Linked DNA regions of Homo sapiens: region 2 is linked to region 1. Evidence: chromatin loops called from intact Hi-C (ENCODE). Cell type or tissue: heart left ventricle. All regions are shown on one strand. Links, peaks and the distances in the headings refer to the core of each region. The heading gives the core; the rest is flanking DNA. Region 1 holds the start of ZNF691 (zinc finger protein 691). Region 2 holds the start of SZT2-AS1 (SZT2 antisense RNA 1).

Evidence for each region. Peaks named below come from ENCODE experiments on the same cell type or tissue, not always from the same donor. Only the 100,000 strongest peaks of a DNase experiment are listed, where the experiment ranks them.
Region 2: it touches region 1 in a loop (6-fold over the local background); 1 of 110 quality-filtered maps calls a loop at or near these places.

Annotation. Positions count from the first base shown.
Region 1 is chr1:42,845,699-42,858,755 of GRCh38, reverse strand. ZNF691 (zinc finger protein 691) reads right to left here and starts at 12,143. Exons shown (of 4, transcript NM_001242739.2): 1 at 12,099-12,143; 2 at 9,343-9,465; 3 at 9,014-9,191; 4 at 6,279-7,806. The coding sequence starts at 9,097. The coding sequence ends at 6,943. ZNF691-DT (ZNF691 divergent transcript) reads left to right here and starts at 12,342. Exons shown (of 5, transcript NR_186083.1): 1 at 12,342-12,499. LOC339539 (a long non-coding RNA gene) reads right to left here and starts at 1,134. Exons shown (of 4, transcript NR_104171.1): 1 at 1,048-1,134. RefSeq lists enhancers at 12,107-12,176, 12,337-12,606. In heart left ventricle, for the core only: no CTCF peak of the experiment used is centred there; no DNase peak of the experiment used is centred there.
Region 2 is chr1:43,444,314-43,450,153 of GRCh38, reverse strand. It overlaps SZT2 (SZT2 subunit of KICSTOR complex), which reads right to left. Exons shown (of 72, transcript NM_001365999.1): 63 at 4,170-4,260; 64 at 3,895-3,975; 65 at 3,738-3,812; 66 at 2,986-3,199; 67 at 2,456-2,609; 68 at 2,183-2,305; 69 at 1,670-2,075; 70 at 1,426-1,542; 71 at 1-51. SZT2-AS1 (SZT2 antisense RNA 1) reads left to right here and starts at 1,510. Exons shown (of 2, transcript NR_046744.1): 1 at 1,510-2,051; 2 at 2,222-2,378. MIR6735 (microRNA 6735) reads right to left here and starts at 1,615; the gene lies at 1,543-1,615. In heart left ventricle, for the core only: no CTCF peak of the experiment used is centred there; a DNase peak (open chromatin) is centred at 2,473; H3K27ac peaks cover 476 bases.

The sequences.
Region 1 (13,057 bases), core at 4,806-7,305:
GTCATAATTAACAACTTTGTATGCTGCCTTTTTAAGCCCCTCAACTAGGCAAGAGACCATGTAATCTTGCCTAGCTGTATCTTGGGAGCCTGTTTGGTATCCCCATTGGGGATCCTCCTGGGGAACTGCCCTGGTGTCTTCTTGGAGGCCTGGCTCAGGACGCTGGCAGTCATCAGCATGAGATTGGGCTAGGGTATAAACTCTCGCTCATCTGGGGAGAGGGTAGAAGTCAGGATGACATTTAAGTCACTCCAGGTTAAATTGTAGGACTGAGTTAAATATTGGAATTCCTGTATATATTTAGTGGGGTCTGATGAGAAAGAGCCTAAATGCTGACTGATCTGGGAGAGGTCCAATAGGGAAAAAAGCACATGTACCCTGACTATGCCTTCAGCTCCAGCCACCTCTCTAAGAGGAAATTGTTGGGCAGGTGGAGGAGAGCTAGTCACGGAACGAAACTGTAAGCCAGACCAGGTGTGAGGAGGGGTGTAATAGAAGGGTTATAGGGTTGGGGAGCAGAGACTGCGGAAAAATTGGGACCCAATTCAGCCTGGCAAGGAGCAGCCAGGGGAAGAGGAGAGAGGTCAGAGGGGTCAGTGGAAAAGGAGGATTTGGAGGACTCTGAACTTGGGATGGAGACTGAAGGAGCAAACGGGAGAGAAAGAAGGAAAATCTGGGACAAGCTGCATTGGGAGCAGAGACTAGGGAGAGAGCGAAGTGTAAAAAAGGCCTGGACGTAAGGCACCTCAGACCATTTGCCCAATTTTTGACAAAAATTATCTAGGTCTTGTAGGATAGACAAATCAAAAGTGCCATTCTCTGGCCACTTGGAACTATTGTCAAGTTTGTACTGGGGTCAAGCAGTATTACAGAAGAAAATAAGATGTTTAGGTTTTAGATCAGGTGTTAGTTGAAGGGGTTTTAGGTTTTTAGGAACACAGGCTAAGGGGGAAGAGGGAGGAATGGATGGTGGAAAGTTGCCCATAATGGAGAAGGTAAGTTTAAAGAGGAAGGTAGAGACATGGAGAAATGGAGGTGGGCACCTACCAGGCTTCCAGTAGGCATCCTTGACTGAGTCCTGGGCTGTAATGTGAGTGAACAGGCAAAGCAGGCATCCCTGCAATTGACCTGCCACCAAGGGAGTGTGGGTGAATGATCAAGGCAGGCATCCCCGTGGAGATCAGACACCAGTGGAATGTGGGTGAATGATCAAGGCAGGCGTCCCCATGGAGATCAGACACCAATGGAATGTGGGTGAATGATCAAGGCAGGCGTCCCTGCTATGATCAGACACCAAGGGAAGACTGTCTTCCCAAATCCATGACCGATGTCAGAGTTTTTGAGTTCACGGATAAAATGTGTTCCTTTGTCTCTACTAGAAAGGAAAGAGAACTGAAATTGGAAAGATAGGGAGATTGAAGGGTAGCAAGAGAGGCTGGAGAAGAGAGCAAAGAGACCGCTTACCTGAGTTGAAATTGGTGAGATGTTCCTTGGGCTGGTCTGAGGACCCGAGGTCATAGGTGGATCTCTTCATGAAGTGAGGGTGAGGACAGGGGGCCAATCTCTCAAAGGAGTCCCCCTGTCCCGGGTTCTTTGGCATCAAACGTTACGCACATCCATGTGAAGAGACCACCTAACCAGGCTTTGTGTGAGCAACAAGGCTGTTTATTTTCACTTGGGTGCAAGTGGGCTGAGTCCAAAAACAGAGTCAGCAAAGGGAGATAGGGGTGGGGCAGTTTTATAGGATTTGGGTAGGTAGTGGAAAATTAGTTAAAGGTGGTTATCTCTTGCGGGCAGGGGTGGGGGTCACATGGTGCTCGGTGGGGAGCTCCTGAGACTCTTTGTCCAGGGGAGGACTGTCACAAGGTTGATTCATTAGTTAGGGTGGGGCAGGAACAAATCACAATGGTGGAATGTCATCAGTTAAGGCAGGAACTGGCTGTTTCACTTCTTTTGTGGTTCTTCAGTTGCTCCAGGCCATCTGGATGTATACGTGCAGGTCACAGGGGTTATGATGGCTTAGCCTGGGCTCAGAGGCCTGACAGTGAGACCATCTCTAACAAAAATAAATAATTAGCCAGGTGCGGTGGCACACATCTGTGGTCCCAGCTACTGGGGTGGCTGAGGTAGGAGGATTGCTTGAGCTCAGGAGGTGGAGGCTGCAGTGAGCTGTGATCACACTACTGCACTCCAGCCTGGGCAAGAGGGAGACCTTATCTCAGAAAAACAAACAAAAAACAATGATGCACCCTAGTCTTATTGTGGCAATCCAGAGAGAGGGTGGGGAGGCAAGCAGAGATGACAGAATTGGAAGCTACTCACATGCCTTAATGTAACTCCTCACTAAGATTCTCAATCTCTAGGAAGGATTCTAAACTTATCAAAAGAGCTGAGTTCTGTGACAGGACTAATGGGGACAAAATAGAAAAGGTTTGTACAGATCACAGGAATCTCAGGCAAGAGATTATGAGGTCATAAACCCAAGGAATCTGCAGAAATTGTGTGGAAAGTTTGAACTTTCCCATCTTGTGGAATTGGCAATGCTCTGAGGCAATCATACAGAACTCTCTGTGGATCAGGAGGGTCCTAATTGGCACCTGGTTTACACAGACAGCATGTTTCCAAATCACTCATCCCCCTTTAGTTCATCCTCCACACTAGCCCAAGTGCTTTTCCTAAATAAAGAGTGAATATTATCATGTCATTCCCCAGCTTTAAAATTCCTTATTGTCCACAATCCAAAATTTCTTACCCTGGCATCCAACACAAGGGCTTCCTCTCCTCCTCACACAGGGCACACTATCAAACATTTCATTATTTCCTAAAACACTAAGCCTTCCCTTCTGTCTGAAATAAACTTTCCCTTTCCTCTCTTTTCTCTGCTATAAACACCTATTCATTCAGACCAAATTCAATCATCCTTTCAGATTCCCCTCTCCTGTGAAGTTAACCATTCCCACCTGTGTTCCCCCAGCACCTTGTTCAGAGTACTTTCACTTCCTCTGCGTTCCTTGCAGGAAGGACTATGTCTTTTTTTTTTTTTTTTTTTTTTTGTGATGGAGTCTTGCTCTGTCGCCCAGGCTGGAGTGCAGTGGCGCGATCTCGGCTCACTGCAAGCTCTGCCTCCTGGGTTCATGCCATTCTCCTGCCTCAGCCTCCCGAGTAGCTAGGACTACAGGCGCCCACCACCACGCCCGGCTAATTTTTTATATTTTTAGTAGAGACGGGGTTTCACCGTATCAGCCAGGATGGTCTCAATCTCCTGACCTCGTGATCTGCTCACCTCAGCCTCCCAAAGTTCTGGGATTACAGGAGTGAGCCACCGCACCCAGCCAGGAAGGACTATGTCTTACTCACTTCTGGGCCCCACTGTCCAGTACAGGCCAGGTTAAGGCACTCCCCCGGCTTCTACAGCATCCTGGGTACAACTGTAATGATACCTACCATCCTGCATTGCAACTCTGGATTTGTGTGGCAATCTCCTACACTAGAAATCAGGGGCCACATTGTCTTCAATGTCAGTATTACAAGTTACTAAGAGGGAAGGAGGAAAAGAGGGAGAGGAAGAGAAGAAAGAGTAGATGGAATGAGGGAGAAAGGGAAAAAATAAGGGGAATGAAGGATAAAATAAAGTTTAAAAGGAAGTTAGACAGTGAATAAAAGGACTAGTCAGGACTCAAAAGCACTGACTAAAACAAAAAATGTTAGCATATAAGTTAGGGTCAAAAAAGGGCAAGTGAGCCGGGCACAGTGGCTCACATCTGTAATCCCAGCACTTTGGGAGGCTGAGGCAAGCGGATCACCTGAGGTCAGGACCAGCCTGGCCAACATGGCAAAACCCCATCTCTAGTAAAAATACAAAAATTAGCCGGGCGTTGTGGCACATGCCTGTAATCCCAGCTACTCGGGAGGCTGAGGTAGGAGAACTGCTTGAACCCGGGAGGCAGAGGTTGCCGTGAGCCAAGATCGCGCCACTGCACTCCAGCCTGGGCAACAGAGACTCCATCTCACAAAAAAAAAAAAAAAAAAAAGAGAGAGAGACAAGTGAGATTGGCTGGGGAGCTTTGTTCCAAGATCAAAGCAGGAGCCTGGTACATTGGTCGTAGGCCCAACTGGCAGCAGACACTCATAATTATAAAAGTCACAGTGGGGCTCAGCACAGTGGCTCACGCCTGTAATCCCAGCACTTTGGAAGGCCGAGACGGGTGGATCACCTGAGGTCGGGAGTTTGAGACCAGCCTGTCCAACATAGAGAAACCCCGTCTCTACTAAAAATACAAAATTAGCCGAGCATGGTGGCACATGCCTGTAATCCCAGCTACTCGGGAGGCTGAGGCAGGAGAATCGTTTGAACCTGGGAGGTGGAGGTTGCAGTGAGCCGAGATCCCGCCGTTGCATTCTATCCTGGGCAACAAGAATGAAACTCTGTCTCAAAAAAAAAAAAAAAAAAAAAAAAAAATCACAGTGGTTGTCACAAAGTCTCCAAGTCAGGAAGGAGTCAGACTAAGCTTCCCAGACTGAGAGGGGATCTGTAGACCTAGCTTGATAGTGGGTATAATGAAGAGCTTGACCTTGGGATCAGACATACCTGAATTAAGTCTCCACTCTGCCAATAGGTCTGGTTATTTAATCTCACAGAATTTTCTTGCCTTGAACATGGGGACATTACTACCTTACAGGATAGTATGAAGACTAGAGATAAGAGTTGTACAATAATTGGCACTTAGTAGGTATTTAAAAGATGGTGATTTTTATTATTAGGGTGTGTGCCAACTCACACACACAAGTTTGGGTGACTATGTTTAAAATATATTGTGTGGAGATTTTCAAGGAATCAGAAAATGTGTATGAAATAAAAGTGCTTGGTAAACAGTAAAGTACCCTATAAATATAAATGAATCATTTGGGAAGTCTTTTATAGTTGGATAAAATACAGGACTTGAATTTGGGCAGTAGTTCAGGTCCTACACCCCGCATTTACTTGCTCTGTAACCTTGGGCAAGTCCCTTTCTTTATCAGCCTATTTCTACATACGGCAAATGCAAGTCACTCTTAGTTGCTGTGAGAATTCAATAATGAGTGTAAAGTTCCTGGCACATCTCTTACTGGTGAACGGCAGGGTCCCCATGTTAGGTAAGGTTATGGGTGATGTCAGTTCCAAGCCCGGTGCCAGAATCACACTCTGCCAACTGGCTACAAATGAAGAGGGCCCCTCACTCTGGAAGAGTAGGGCCCCAGATTCACAAGAGAGGTAGATAGGGGTCTTTTGTATTTGTTAGAGGAAGGGTTCTTTTGTATTTGTTAGAGGAAAACTGGGTGAACACTAAACTTCCATGTAGAAAACACTGAAATCTGCCATGTGGAGCCAGGCCTAAACCAGGAGGACAGGAAACCAGACATAATCCCTGCTAAGCTGTTCCAGCCTTGAGGACTAAACTATTGCTACTAAAAGCAAAGACTCTCATTATGGGTTTTAAGATTTCTCTCACCTTATCCCACCCTTCACCCTGTACTCCCCGTCACTGCCGTTTTTCCTTGGCACAGAGTAAGTGCTCAATCAATAACATTGAGGCCAGGTGTGGTGGTGTGCACCTGCAGTCCCAGCTACTCCATACACTGAGGTGGGAGGATTACTTGAGCCCAGGAGATCAAGGCTGCAGTGAGCTGTGATCACACCACTGCACTCCAGCCTGGGCGACAGAGCAAGATCCTGTCTCAAAATAAAATAAAGTTGACCTCAAAATAAAATAAAGTTGAAAACGTTCTCATGCTTGGCACTGACTTGCCATAGAGCAAATGGCCCAAGGCCATATGAAGAGGCCACACTGGCTCCTAACTCCAGGCAAGTCTCCTAAGTGGCTCCTCCTTCAGAAGCCAAAAGGTAAATGTAGTGAAAAGAGCAACAGCTGGCAGTCAGGGAGGCCCAAGTTTGAACTCTGCTCCACAACGTACTTGCTGTATGACTTCACAGCAAGTGACTTTATCTTCCCTCACTTTCATGTCCTCTTCTTATTCCTTTGAGAGTTGCTGTGAGAACTACATGAGATAATGAATGTAAATGTGACTGACAGAATTAATCGCATGTAGTGGATGCTCAATTAATGTTAGTTCCTTTCCTTTCCCCCTTCTCCTCAAAGGCCCCAGAAACTCAGTCTGCTTTCCTTTGCTTTTCAGAGCATCTACCCATCTGTCTTTCTTAGAATTCAAATCCCTTCCAGAGTGGGTTCAGTGGGACAATCTCCCCAGCTCCCCACTTCCCCAAATAAGTACACGGGTCCTTTTCATTGAAGGGTTTTACTGCTAATCACTCTGGGGAAAACAGAGGCAGGTTGGGGGAGGGATAACAAGTAACAAACATGGGGGAGTGTGAAGGTCCCTGGGTCATGGCTCCCTGAGGGTTTCCCTTTCATTTCTAAGGTGGGACCTCAGATCTCTTCTCCAGACCAAGGAGGCCCCTTCCATTGAGAAGGTCACTCCTCCCACCCCAGAGATCTAGAAGCAAAGTTGGGGCACAACAGGTGGGAACTAGCAGGAAACTGCAGTGCACTCCTACCTAAGCAGTTCACAGACAATTTGGAGAACCTTCAGACAGTGACACCCATCTCATAAGTACTTCCTCAAAGGCCAGGGGGACTGCTGCCTTAATAACATGAGCATGTTCTGAGCCTACCCTATTTCTCTTTCACCCCAAGAAAGTAAAGCCAAGACTGGGTCTTCTGACTTTCCAACACGAGAAATTGGCCTGGAAAGAGGCAAGGGTTTTTATTCCAGAGTCCCTCCTCAGGACTTCCTGAGATCCTGACTTCAGAGGCTATACAAAACCATTCTCCAAAGTGGGATGAAGGGCTTGAGGTCAAGGTAGCAGCAAAAGATGCTGAAGATCTTCCTCCAATAGGTTAGGGTCTCTCACTCTCTCTCCCTCACTCTAAATGGGGCTCTCCTTCAGCTGGAATCTTTCCCAGCCTGTTCGCCCAAGTGAGTTTTCTGGTGGCGGATGAGATTCGAGCTCCGGGAGAAGTGTTTCCCACACACAGTGCACCGGTAGGGCTTCTCCCCTCTGTGGGTCCGCTGGTGTGCTCCAAAGTTGGAGATATCGCTGAAGGTCCGCCCACACTCAGTGCACTCATAAGGTCTCTCACCTGTGTGGGTGCGGTGATGCACGCCAAAGCTGGAGCTGTTGCTGAAGCTCTTCCCACACTCACAGCAGATGTAGGGTGCTGGCTCCAGGTGGGTCCGGTGATGCACAGCTAGCGTGGCACTCTGGCTGAAGCTCTTGCCACAGATGTCACAGCGGTATGGCCGCTTGCCTAGGTGATCTTGCTGGTGCGTGGTGAGGTCTGAGCGCCGCCGAAAGCTCTCCTGGCACTTGGGGCATTTGTAGTGTTTCTCTTCCAGGTGGATCCGCTCGTGCCGGATGCGGTTGGAGCTTCTCGAGAAGCTCTTGCCACATTCAGAACACTTGTAAGGCTTCTCACCAGTGTGGATCCGCTGGTGTGTTCTCAGGTTGGAGGTATTATTGAAGGTTTTGCCACACTGGGCACATATAAAGGGCTTCTCATCTGCCTCATGCCTTGGATGAGCAATGGGGTCCCCTAGCTCTCGAGCCCGGACAGTGACTTTCTGCCATGGCTTTTTTGGATGAGTTTCTTGCAGTTCATCCGACAGGCTCTCTTGCCCATGCTCCTTCTCCCCAGGTGGGATCCAAGAACCCTCTGAGTCATCCACTCTCCAAGGCTTACCCCCTTCCCCTTCCTCAGGCAGGTGTGGTTCTGGACTCTGCTCCTTCTCACTGCCCATCTCTGAACCCTGAGAATGAACACAAATGGCCAACACCTTTATTCTTTGGGTTGGGCCAGATCACAGGGAATCTTTTGTTCAGTTTGAAGGGTATACACCTTCCCCATGGGACCATCCATTAGAAATAACCTCAATCAACTGGAATACTTGGATAGAATACCTTTACTTGCTACCTTTTAAGTGACAAACTTTCAGAGATATTTAAAGCTACCCACCAGAGCAAAAAGAAGGCACCGGCTTTGTCCACCACCACCAGATGATATTTGTGCCATTTGAATAATGTCACTCTTCTTGAAACCACTAAGCAATGACAATCCAGACTATAATTCATGGGCAAGTAAAAGAGCTTTCATTTTGGGATAAGTTCAATTTTTCTGCCTAACTGTAAGTTAACTGTAACTCTTTTTATGTTTAATCCTTTTTGAAAAACCTTCCTTACAAGTATCTACCTATATGCCTGCTTTCAAAATGAACAAAACAAAACCTCTAAATCTTGAGGCTTTCCTAGGTGACAAGGCCCAGCTTTGGCTTTTCTTGAGATTTCTGCCACTCTACCCCTCTCCAGCCCACACCAGAATCTAGCAAGTAAACATCTGGGTTAATACCTGGGACCTCCAGGACCTACTGTGGGGCCTGGGCTGTGTTTCTTCTGATCAGTCAGTGCCCTCCACTACATTCTCAAACACCATACAAAGCCCCACCCACACCCCCCGCCCACACACGCATGCATGCACACAAGCAAGCAGAATCACACAGACACAGTCACACCATACACAAAGCCATATTCTCACGTAACACGGTCATACTCACATACCTGACATACTCGGTCACATTCTCATACCACACACAACAGCTATACACCTACACACCACACACAGCCATACATTATCACACCACACACATACATACTACATACACACTCATACCACATATAGCCACATACCACAGCCACACACATATATAGCTACATACATGTCTATACACATATACCCATACACCACACACAGACACACACTCACATACCAAGTACACACAAAGATAAACACAGACACAGACACACAAACCACACTCCCCACACCCCACCCCAAAACTAAACACATAAGAGTGCCCAGTACAGGTCCTGATTTGTGCAAACATCACTAATGTGTGCTAAGCTGCACAGACTCCTTTGGGTTCCTACAGCCAAGGACAGGGAAAGAGTTGGGGGGAAAAGTACCTCTGATGAGAGTGGTAGCATTTCCTCCGGGCCTTGAAGAAATAACGACATTTCAGCAGAGTGGGTTGGTGAACAGAGTGACATGAACAAAGGGATGAGGGAGGGAAGCACAAACTATCATAGGACACTGATGATAGAAAATGAAAGACTGATAATTCCTTCAAGTCTGCAAGTATTTCTGGAAAAAAGAAACACAGAATAAAGAAAGGGGTACTGACTACATTTAGGGTTGGATTACAACTGTGACACATACTATCTTTATCGCTCTCTGCAAATTATTCAACCACTCTGAGCCTAAACTCCCTCTTCACTAAAATTGTGATACCTACCCACACTACAAGACTTTGTATTAGAAAAAAATGCCTGTAATACTCAGCAGAGTGTGTGACACATGCTGTCATTCAGCAAATGGCAGCTGCTGTTACAACTGTTGAAGACACTACGTCCAGGCCCTGTGAAGAATACAAGAAAAAGATCTTTTAAATGATCTCATTAAGAAAAAACTTTTAACTTAAAAATAGCATAAAACTGTATATAACCTTCTAAAATGTGAAATACAGACAGAACCTCAACTCTTTAAGAACCAGAGGTTGACAAGCTTTTTCTGTAAAGGGCCAGATAATATTTAGTAAATATTTATGGCCATGGGATATCTGCTGTAACTATTCAATTCTGCCACTGTATCATGAATCATGAAAGCAGCCATAGACAAGACATAAAGGAATGTGTGGCTGTGCTCTAATAAAACTTTATTTAAAGCAACAGGAGGTGAGCTGTGGTTTGCCAATCCCTGTTAGTGTTCCTTGAAGAATTTAGATAAGAATATGAAAAATAATTGGTTTGCTTTACTTCCAAAAATGCAAGTAAACATGAGAAACTATTCCTTGATACTTAGACACTGTTTCCTGACCATCCTTTAAAAAATTAAAATCACTCCCACACTCCCAGTCCTCCTGCCCCATAGCACATCTTACCTTCTGACATTCTCTTTATGTCTATTATTTATTGTCTGCTTCCCTAAAACATAAGTTCCATGAGAGCTGGTGTCTTTGTTGTTTTTTTGTTTTTTTTTTAATTTACCAATGTAACCAAAACTCCTAGAGTAGTGGCAGCCATATACAGTAGATCCTTCATAAGTATTTGTTGAATGAGTTGAATAAAACACCAGCTCTGTCTTCATGGGACACAAGTAACCATGAACTGTCTCACCCACTTTTCCTCAGCAATCTCCTGATTCCTGCCTACTTTCTCCTTTATGCAGTCACAGAATCTTGTGCTTGGCTTATAGTGGTTTGCAACTACTAGTAGAACATGTCTGTTTCTATTAGTAGTTTATAAGCAACTTGAGGAAAGGGACTGGGTCATATTAGTAATCTCCTTCTGCAGCATAAAGCTGGGTGCTCAAATGTCTTTTGAATGTATAAGTGACAGGATGTGATCTTAATTCACGCCACCATCCCATCCCCCACCCCCTGCCCTGCTCCCATCTGACCTACAGCTACAGTATCTCTACGCAATGAGCTATTCAGCCTCCACTCACTTCCGAAACTGCTATTCTGAGAACCTATAATTTACCAAGTTCCAGCTCTACCCGGGGCTGGATGCTAGGTCAATGTAAGAGCAAAAGGATTTAGGATTATGATTACCACTCAGTTTGTGATACAGTGTACTGAAACAGACCGTGAACTCCAGAAATTGTCATACAATGCAGAAGGTTAAGTTCAGGGGACAGGGGCAGGAACTGTGCCTTAGTCACCTTTGTACCCACTCCTCAGTGTCTAACACAGCACCTGGCACATTATTAACATTTTTTTAAAGCTCGAATCAAGTGCTAAGCTGTGGACTAAGGACCATATATGAATCATCTAATTTCACTTCACATCATCCTTATTTTAGAGATGAGAAAGCTGAGGCTCAGAGAAATTAAGTATCTTGCCCAAGGGCACACAGCAAGTAAGTGGCAGAACTGGGGCCTATGCCCATCACTTCAAAGTCAGTGCTTTTAACCATTATACTATTACTGAAGGAAAAAAGGAGAGAAGACGGGAAGGAAGGAAATAAAAACAGTACCACTGAAGTTCACATGATACAGATGTATCTCCCTGATGAAATCAGGGCTGAGAAGTTTCAAGGAGGAGTAGGTATTTGACCTAAGGTTTGCAGGATGGGTAAGACTGGGACTTGCAGAGATAAAGAGGCAACTACCTACTGAGAAGACAGTGCAGCTGAAGTACAGAGGCACTTTCATATCACACTGCAGAGATCTGGGGGGAAAAGGGGTCTATTGGGCTTTGTCTTCCTGGTGGCTCAGCTGCACAGAGAGAAGCAACGGTGGAAGGGGCTGAGAAGTGGAGGAGGGGCCAGGTCTAAGAAGTTAAGAGCCAAGAAGATGGGGCTAGTGATCACAGATGATGAAGGTGAAGCGCCTAGGTTAAAGGCAAGGGGCCAAGCCATAGTGCGGTATGGAGGTCCGAAGTTACAGGTCTTTGGGGCCAAGTCAAGGGCTGCAGGGAGGAAGAGGAGAGAGGAGCTATGAAAGACCAAGAGCAAGGTGCTAACAGGGTAATTGTACAGGGAAGCTAGATAACGGGTCAGAGATACAGGAGGACCAAGGAAGTCAGAGGGTCGCAGGAGACGGTCAGGGAAGAGGAAGCAAAGGCTGCCAGAAGTGTCACAGGCCAGGGCCCAAGAGCTGAGTTGTGTGTTGCGGGGCGGGGAGAAGCCAATGGCGGAGGTCCAAGGGTACAAGAGCTGGTTTCAGAGATTGCCGGCGGGCTTGGGGCCAGAGAGGTGGGAGAGGAGGAGGGGCTGATCCTAAACGTATGGTCAGCGGCAGGAAGGCTGTATACTCAAACCCAACAGAAGGGCCGGGGAATGGGTTGGGGACAGCCACCTGGCTGCGTGGGCCGGGGGCCAGGGCGAGGGTCGCGGCGGAGGGACCACAAGGCCCCTTGGCTTCCCACTCGGTCCAGGGAGCAAAGCAGCAGCATCCAGATCCTCGGTGAGAGGGAAGTGGCCGTGTACAGAGTTTCCCGCGAAGTCGTGTCCGCCTCCCCCCGCGACCTCGGGCCCAACCCGGACCCACCTCGCTCCCGCCGCTCGATCAGGGACAGCGCCGCCTCTGTAGGCGAGGGAAGGAGCTGGAGCCGGAGCCGGAACCCAGGAAGGATCCGCCCTACTACTCCAGGATTGGTTTCTTGGGATAATTCTTTATTTCCATTGGCTACCATGACTGCCACAACGCAAGCGACCTGGCAGGACCACCAATAAGCTTTGACCGCTGGCGTGGCATGCTGGGAGTTGTAGTCCTAAGGAAGCGCGTAGACTCAGAGAAAACTTGCGAAGTTTAGGATGGAGCTGAAGAGACTGGGTTCCGTCCTACGGTGGGATTTCTTTCCGTGCTCGCGCGTTCAGCCCCAAGTCTCAGGGCCACTCGTCTGGGAAGTTGTAGAATCTGTATAGCCAACCTACACAACCTCCAAGGGGGCAAGTACTCAAATTTCCTTCTTTACTTTGAGTTGGTAATCCTTGACCGTCCTGTAGACGTCCAACGAAGCCTAGAGTCTGGCACCTCACTCAAGGTTTATAACTTAAAATCAAAGGAGGGTAGAGCTGGAAGGGAGTTTAAAGATAAAATAACCCAATCTCCTTATCGGAGAAGCTAAAAGTACCCTGTTCAAGGATCAACCTCCAGGTCTTCCAGCCCCCCTGAGCAGGGATTTTCCCGGGTTCCGCGTGCATCCCTAATTAAGCCTGACACGTGTTCGTCAATCCAGACACAACAAGATCACCAAAGTATCCAGGACTAGGTCTTTTTTTTCAGGTTTTATTTTTTAAAATAATAAAAGGCTAATGAAATACGTAAACTACAGGCTTCTCGTATCTGCACAATGTTTCAGTGCAAAGAACAAGGAGCATTGCCTTCAGAGCTAGATAAACCAAGTATAAAACTCTGGCTCTACCACCTAGCCATTTGGAGTACCAACTCCCTCCCCCATAAAATCCCTGGCAGAATTACTGTGAGGATATTATATATACATACAT
Region 2 (5,840 bases), core at 944-3,443, 600 kb before region 1:
GTCCAGAAACACTAGCACAAAGCAGTCAGTGAACTTCTGATTCAGCACAACCTGCAGTGAAAGATGAGGAGGGGACACAGACCCTACAGACCCTCCCACAGGGCATCCTGAGGTGAAGGGAGGATGAGGAGAGGCCTACTTCCATCTCCACACCTCACCCCGCCTGCACCCTGAGGTCACATAGGACCGTGTCTCCAAATTGAGCCTCAGTCCTCATCCTCGCTGGCTTGCTGGTCAGCCTGTCTGAGCTGCATCAGAATGAGGGGTAACAGTTGATCCTGGAGGCCCCACACAGAGCCTGGCACACTGAAGCCAATCAACAGAGAGTGCTGTACCCCTGGCACAACCTCCTTGCCTCCTGTCCTGGGACTCCTCTCTGACCACCCCTGGGATTGTCTTGTCGTCCCCTTATGTCCATCTGCTCCCTAACGCTCTGCTTGGTGATCCATCCCGGGATGATTTGCTCTCCCAAGGCTTCAGTTACCGCCTGTTCACAGAGCTGCTGCCTAGGACTCTCCTGAGCTCGAATCCCTGATGCCCACAGACCTTGCAGACAGTGAAGGGCCTATGGACCCCAGACTCAGCTTGCCCCAAGCTGGGCTTGTCACCCTTCCCCAAAACCCACTCCTGCTCCAGCCTTCCCACCACCCGCAGGAGCACCTGCCTCCATTCACAACCGCCGACACTACTGCAGCCTCATCCTAACTGACCTTGGCTTCTCTGGGAGACCCTTCCTGCACCCTGAAATGAATCCTCTGCACAAGCACTGTGCTGCAGGACCCCTCACCTGGCTCCACCTCCTACTTTCTCACTTGAAGTCTTCTCTTGTAATGCCTCCTCTCTTGAACCTCAGCTCTGGCTGGGCCCATCTCTGTGGGCTCCTTAATGCCCTGTGCTCGTGTCCACCACCACAGTTCTCTCTACCTGTCCTTTACAGCAGTGCTTTCACGCCTCAGTGTGCACACAAATCACCTGGGGAGACTGTCAACCTGCAGATCCCGAGTCAACAGTCTGAAATGTGGCCGGAGAGCCTGCATTTCAGCAAGCTCCCAGGTGCTGCGGCTGCTGGTCTGTGGACCACACTTTAAGTAACAAGGCTTCAAAGTCCAAGGGGTCCTTTCTGGGGCTCCAGCCTACTGACAAAGTTCTGACAGCTCCTTGGGTTGTCAGTTCCAGAGCCTGGCCCTCAGGATCTCAAGCCAAGGCTTGTATTCTTGGTGAGTCTTTGAGGGCAGAGCTGCTCAGAGAATCACATGCTGTAGCTCGATGCCCGGTACTGGAAGGGTTTTACATGTATCTGTGTAGTCCCGTTCTGTCTAGGCCTCCCTCCAGAGCAGAGCTTGTTTGGTCAGGCTGAGGGGCACATCTGTTTGGTGAGGATTTCTGCTGTGTTTCCCTTTTCAGAGGAAGCTCAAGGGGACTTACCAGGTACTGAGTTCCCAAGTCTGGGCTTTGGAAATGGCGACAGCTCTGGGGGAAGCGGCTTAGGAGAACTTTGATCAGGCTCTGGTACCAGGAGACCGTCATGGATAGGAAGCAGTCCTGAGGGAGGAGCCACAGGCCTGAGTCTTCTGTGCCAGTCACCTCAGATTCCTGTGCCCTCTGCCCTGGCTGCCAGTGGAATTCCTGGCACCTATCCCAGCTCTTTCGGGAGCCCACAGTTCCTTACCAGCTGGGGGTCGATGTCCCCAATGGATTTGGCATGGACTGCTTCTAGGAGTTCCTCCAGCTCTGCCAGGGCCAGGCGCCCCCCTAGCCGCAGTCGATCAGGCCCCGGTGGCTCCAGCAAGAAGAGGCGCTTCCAAAGGGTGTCCCGACGGCAGTGCCCTCCAGCCAGCCGCACCAGCTGAGCCAGCCGTGCTCGTGCCATGCCCACCTCTGCAGCCAGTGGTGGGAACAGAGGAGCCGGTCCAGGCGCTAGAATAAGCCCTGAGGCCTCCCCAGGGCTGCCAGCTGAACTCCCAGGAGCCTCTGGCTCAGGGGGCAGTCTGGGTGGCTTCCGGAAGCGGCGCATGTCAGCAGTGAGCCTGGGGAAGAGCTCTCGCTGGCTGGTGAGCACCACGAAGAACTGTAGCCTGGGGTGGGGAGCAGGGCAGGAGAGTGGTGGTTGTAGCAAGAGACACACAGGGCAGGGTGGGGCAGGCTGGGAAATGGGCATGTTCAAGGTAGGGGATCTGCTGACCGCAGAACGTGCCGCTCAGCCTCTCCTTGCTCCTCAAAGGGTGCAGCACAGTGACAGACAAGCAGAGACACATCAAAGTCATCCTGGTGTCGAAGTCCCTCAGAGTCCAGGTAGGAGCCAGAACTGTGCAGGACGGGTTGGGGAGATGTCAACTCTGGGGTTCTAATAAAACAAACCTCACCCCTGCCCAAGAAAACATTGGTCTCCCTACTGCAAGTATGTCCCAACCCCAGCTCCTGCAGCGTGCATGCTGGATGCCCCTCTCAGCCTTACCTGTGCCATGCCGACACCAGGGCATACTCGTTGTGTTCTGGGCCCCCTGGCCGGGCCATTCGCAATGGCTTCATGTGGTAAGAGCTGGCGTGATCAGCCACGTAGTTGTATAGCTGGTGGGCAGCAATGAGTGGTGTGGGGAGCTCCAATGTCCCTGAGGGATAAGTAACAGGAGACAGCAGACACTAAGCCTAGGACAGACACACTGGTCTGGTGGGGCACAGGGATGGGAGTCTTTAAGGCTCTGACTGGCAGGCAGAGTGGGTCTGCTTTCCTTAGGAGCTCCTGCATTCCTGTGGAACACTGAGATGGGACAGAAGTGACTCAGAGGGCAGGGGACATGTGACATGGGGTCCAAACTCTGGTAAGAAACAGACACAGGACAGAAACATGGGGACGTGGTATGTGTGACATGAGATGATTAACAACATGGGACCACTTGTCCAGGGAGGTGGTCCCACCAGCCCTGACCTGGAGGCACCTGTGGCCTGTTCTTTTTTGGGTTCACTGGCTTGCCCTTGGGCACTGACCTTGGTAAATGTGATTGCGGCCAAAGTGGGGTCCGTCAGGGTGGTGGGCCAGGAAGTGTCGCAGAAAGGTGGTGAGGTGGTAGCCGTGCCGCAGCACCAGATGGGCACCTAGCACGTGCTGATGCACGAGGCGCAGATGGAAGTCATAGCTGAACGAGTGCACGTGCATCAGGTCCCGCACCTTGTCACACTCCTCTGTGAACAGCATGGACAGCTGGGGAGGCAGCAGCAGGAGACAGGGTTAAGGTATGGCTGCACTGGCTGCCCAAAACACATTTCCCTCCTTCCGTGGGAAGAAGCACAAGATTTCCCCTGCTGCTGTGGCCTAGTGGAACGCCCTCTGCCAGAATGGTTTCTGTGGGAAGGCCTCCCCATTCTAGCCTCCCTTTTTCATACTGTATTGTAACTATCTCCATGAAACTAGGGCCATTTTCAGAAACTGGGCCATTTTGCTCTATCCCAGATTCCATCAGGGTCTGCCACAGACTCTAGATGACTACAGGCCAGACCAGGCACTGTGCTGCCTCAGGGCTACAGCTGAACACGCTTTGGATGACCGATGGGGTCAGCCTTGTAGTGAGTGCAGTCATGGCACCAGAATGAGCACTGACCTAGCCAGGCCATAGCAGTGAATCAATCACTGGGCCAGCCCGCCTACTGCATTACTCTACTGCCCAGCAAATGGGACATGGAGCCATGCTGCCCACAGCACACTGGGGTGCACTGACTGTGCCCGCAGCTCATTCACATACCTGTGAGTTGACAGCCTGCCCCATTGGGATTCGGGAACATTCCAGGGCAAACTGTTTGACACAGAAGTAACAGCCCTGGAGGGAAGGTGAAGATGAGATCAGGAAGGCGAGAGACAGGTGGGTCTGGCTGTCTCCACTCAGTGCTCCTCCTGCTTACCTGGAATGCCAGTTCCATGAGGATGATGCCCCCAGGCAGTGCCCGCTGCAGGTGGTAGGTGGTTACCGGAGAGCTAGTGCTCTGAAGAAACAAAAAAGGGGGCAAGGTTTGGGGGCTCACCAGCCTCGAATCAGTAGGGTGGAAGTCCCTTGGACCCTGACTTTAATGGTGTCAGTCTGGGATCAGTGACCTCGGTACATCACTCAGGGTCAATGACCTCAGGCCGTGGGAAAGTAATTTAGCATCAGTAACTTTACCATTATATGACAAGTTACCTTGGGGCTCCCATCAGTCTTGGTTTTAGGGCAGGAGAAGGAGCCTCGACCCTCTGTTCCAAGGATAGCCATGGCCCGTGGCCGGCTGGTGCTATAGAAAAGGAGGAGGGATAAGAGGATGAGGCAGGCTAGTGGCATGCAGTCATGGTGATCAGACCCAGAATCTGTTTTATATGGAATCATTTTGCAAGGGAGGAAACAGACCCACAAAGCTGCCACTGTGAGTGGCAAGGCTGGGCTTGGAGTCCAGGTCTAGACTGCAAGGCTGGGCTCTCTCCATAGCAGCTGCTGCTTCAAGGGAGGCAAAAACAGTGCTCAGTGGGGAGGTGGAGACTAAGCCTCTGCTACTGAGAGGGTGTGTGCTGGGCAGGAAAGAGAAGGGGGAAGGTGATGCCTGTCTACAATTTGATTAGGAAAATTCAAGGAGATGCTTGATGCCTGGTTAGGTACCTTCCTCTGAAAGGGCAAAGCTGCTGTCTTTTGATTGGGGGGGATGGCAGTTCCAGGCTTTCAGAGGCCTACTGCTCGTTACAGTTTAGTGCAGAGGATAGGGGAGAAGGGAAGCAGGGGAGGGACTGGGAAGAAGGGACAGAACAGAAGGGGTTGGGGGGACCCACTCACGCCAAGGGGCTATAAACTGCCAGAATTCTTGCTGGGGGTCAAAACCTCTGGTGGAAAAAATGTCCCATTTAAACCTCAAGGAAACTGGGACAAGACTTAGTGATTGGTGATTGTTAAAGATTGGTGGGAAGGGAAGACCTGGCTTTAAATTTTGCTGTAGAAACATTTTTTTTTTTAACCCAGTGTCTAAAGGAATTCAGATTTGGGGGAAAGAGCATAACTTATGGCAAGTGTGCAAACTAAAGTCCTTTAGAGAAGCTCCTAGAGCTGGGAACTGGCTGTCAAGATAGCAAGCTGGGCAGCTCCTCCCCAGGGTAGGAGGGGCCAGCCTGGCCTCTGAGATGGGATCACAGGAGGGGCAGGCACGCCTTCTCTTCCTAATGCCTGGAAGAGAGGGAAACCTGGGGAGTGGGGAGCTGGTCACAGAAACATGAGAGAGTTGGAACTGGCATTTCTGGACTACTGGCTTGAAAAGGTTCTAACTGAAAACAGAGAGGAGGGAGAACATGCCTTGATAAACTCACAAATCTGGAGACACGAAAGTAGCTATGTGTAAGGTGAACAGCTCATTTTTCGCATACAGCCACTGGGAAAGGGCAGAGAACACAGAATCTGGAGAGGAACATAGAGCAGGGGCCACAAACACGGGAATCTGAGATTTGACAGTGGATGAAAAGGTGGCTGCAGAGTTGTCCCTGAGCTCAGGGGAGATGGAGGTGGCAACAGACGGGCTGCCTACTTCCCAAGACTCAGACCTGTCAGTACTGGCCAGTGGGTGAACATGACCAAGAACAGGCCAAGGACAGTGATGCAAGTAGGCCTAGCACAGAGGTCCTTGGTGAGAAAAGGACTTCCCTGGGCCGAGAACTACATCAAATCTCAGGAGAGGTCAGTGGGATGATAAGGACAGGAATCATTAAGTCCTAGATCCAGAGGCTTAGGAGCATGTACAAGATTCACATGTGCAGGCCGGGCGTGATGGCTCACACCTATAATCCTAGCACTTTGGGAGGCTGAGGTGGGCGGACTACCTGAGTTGAGGAGTTCAAG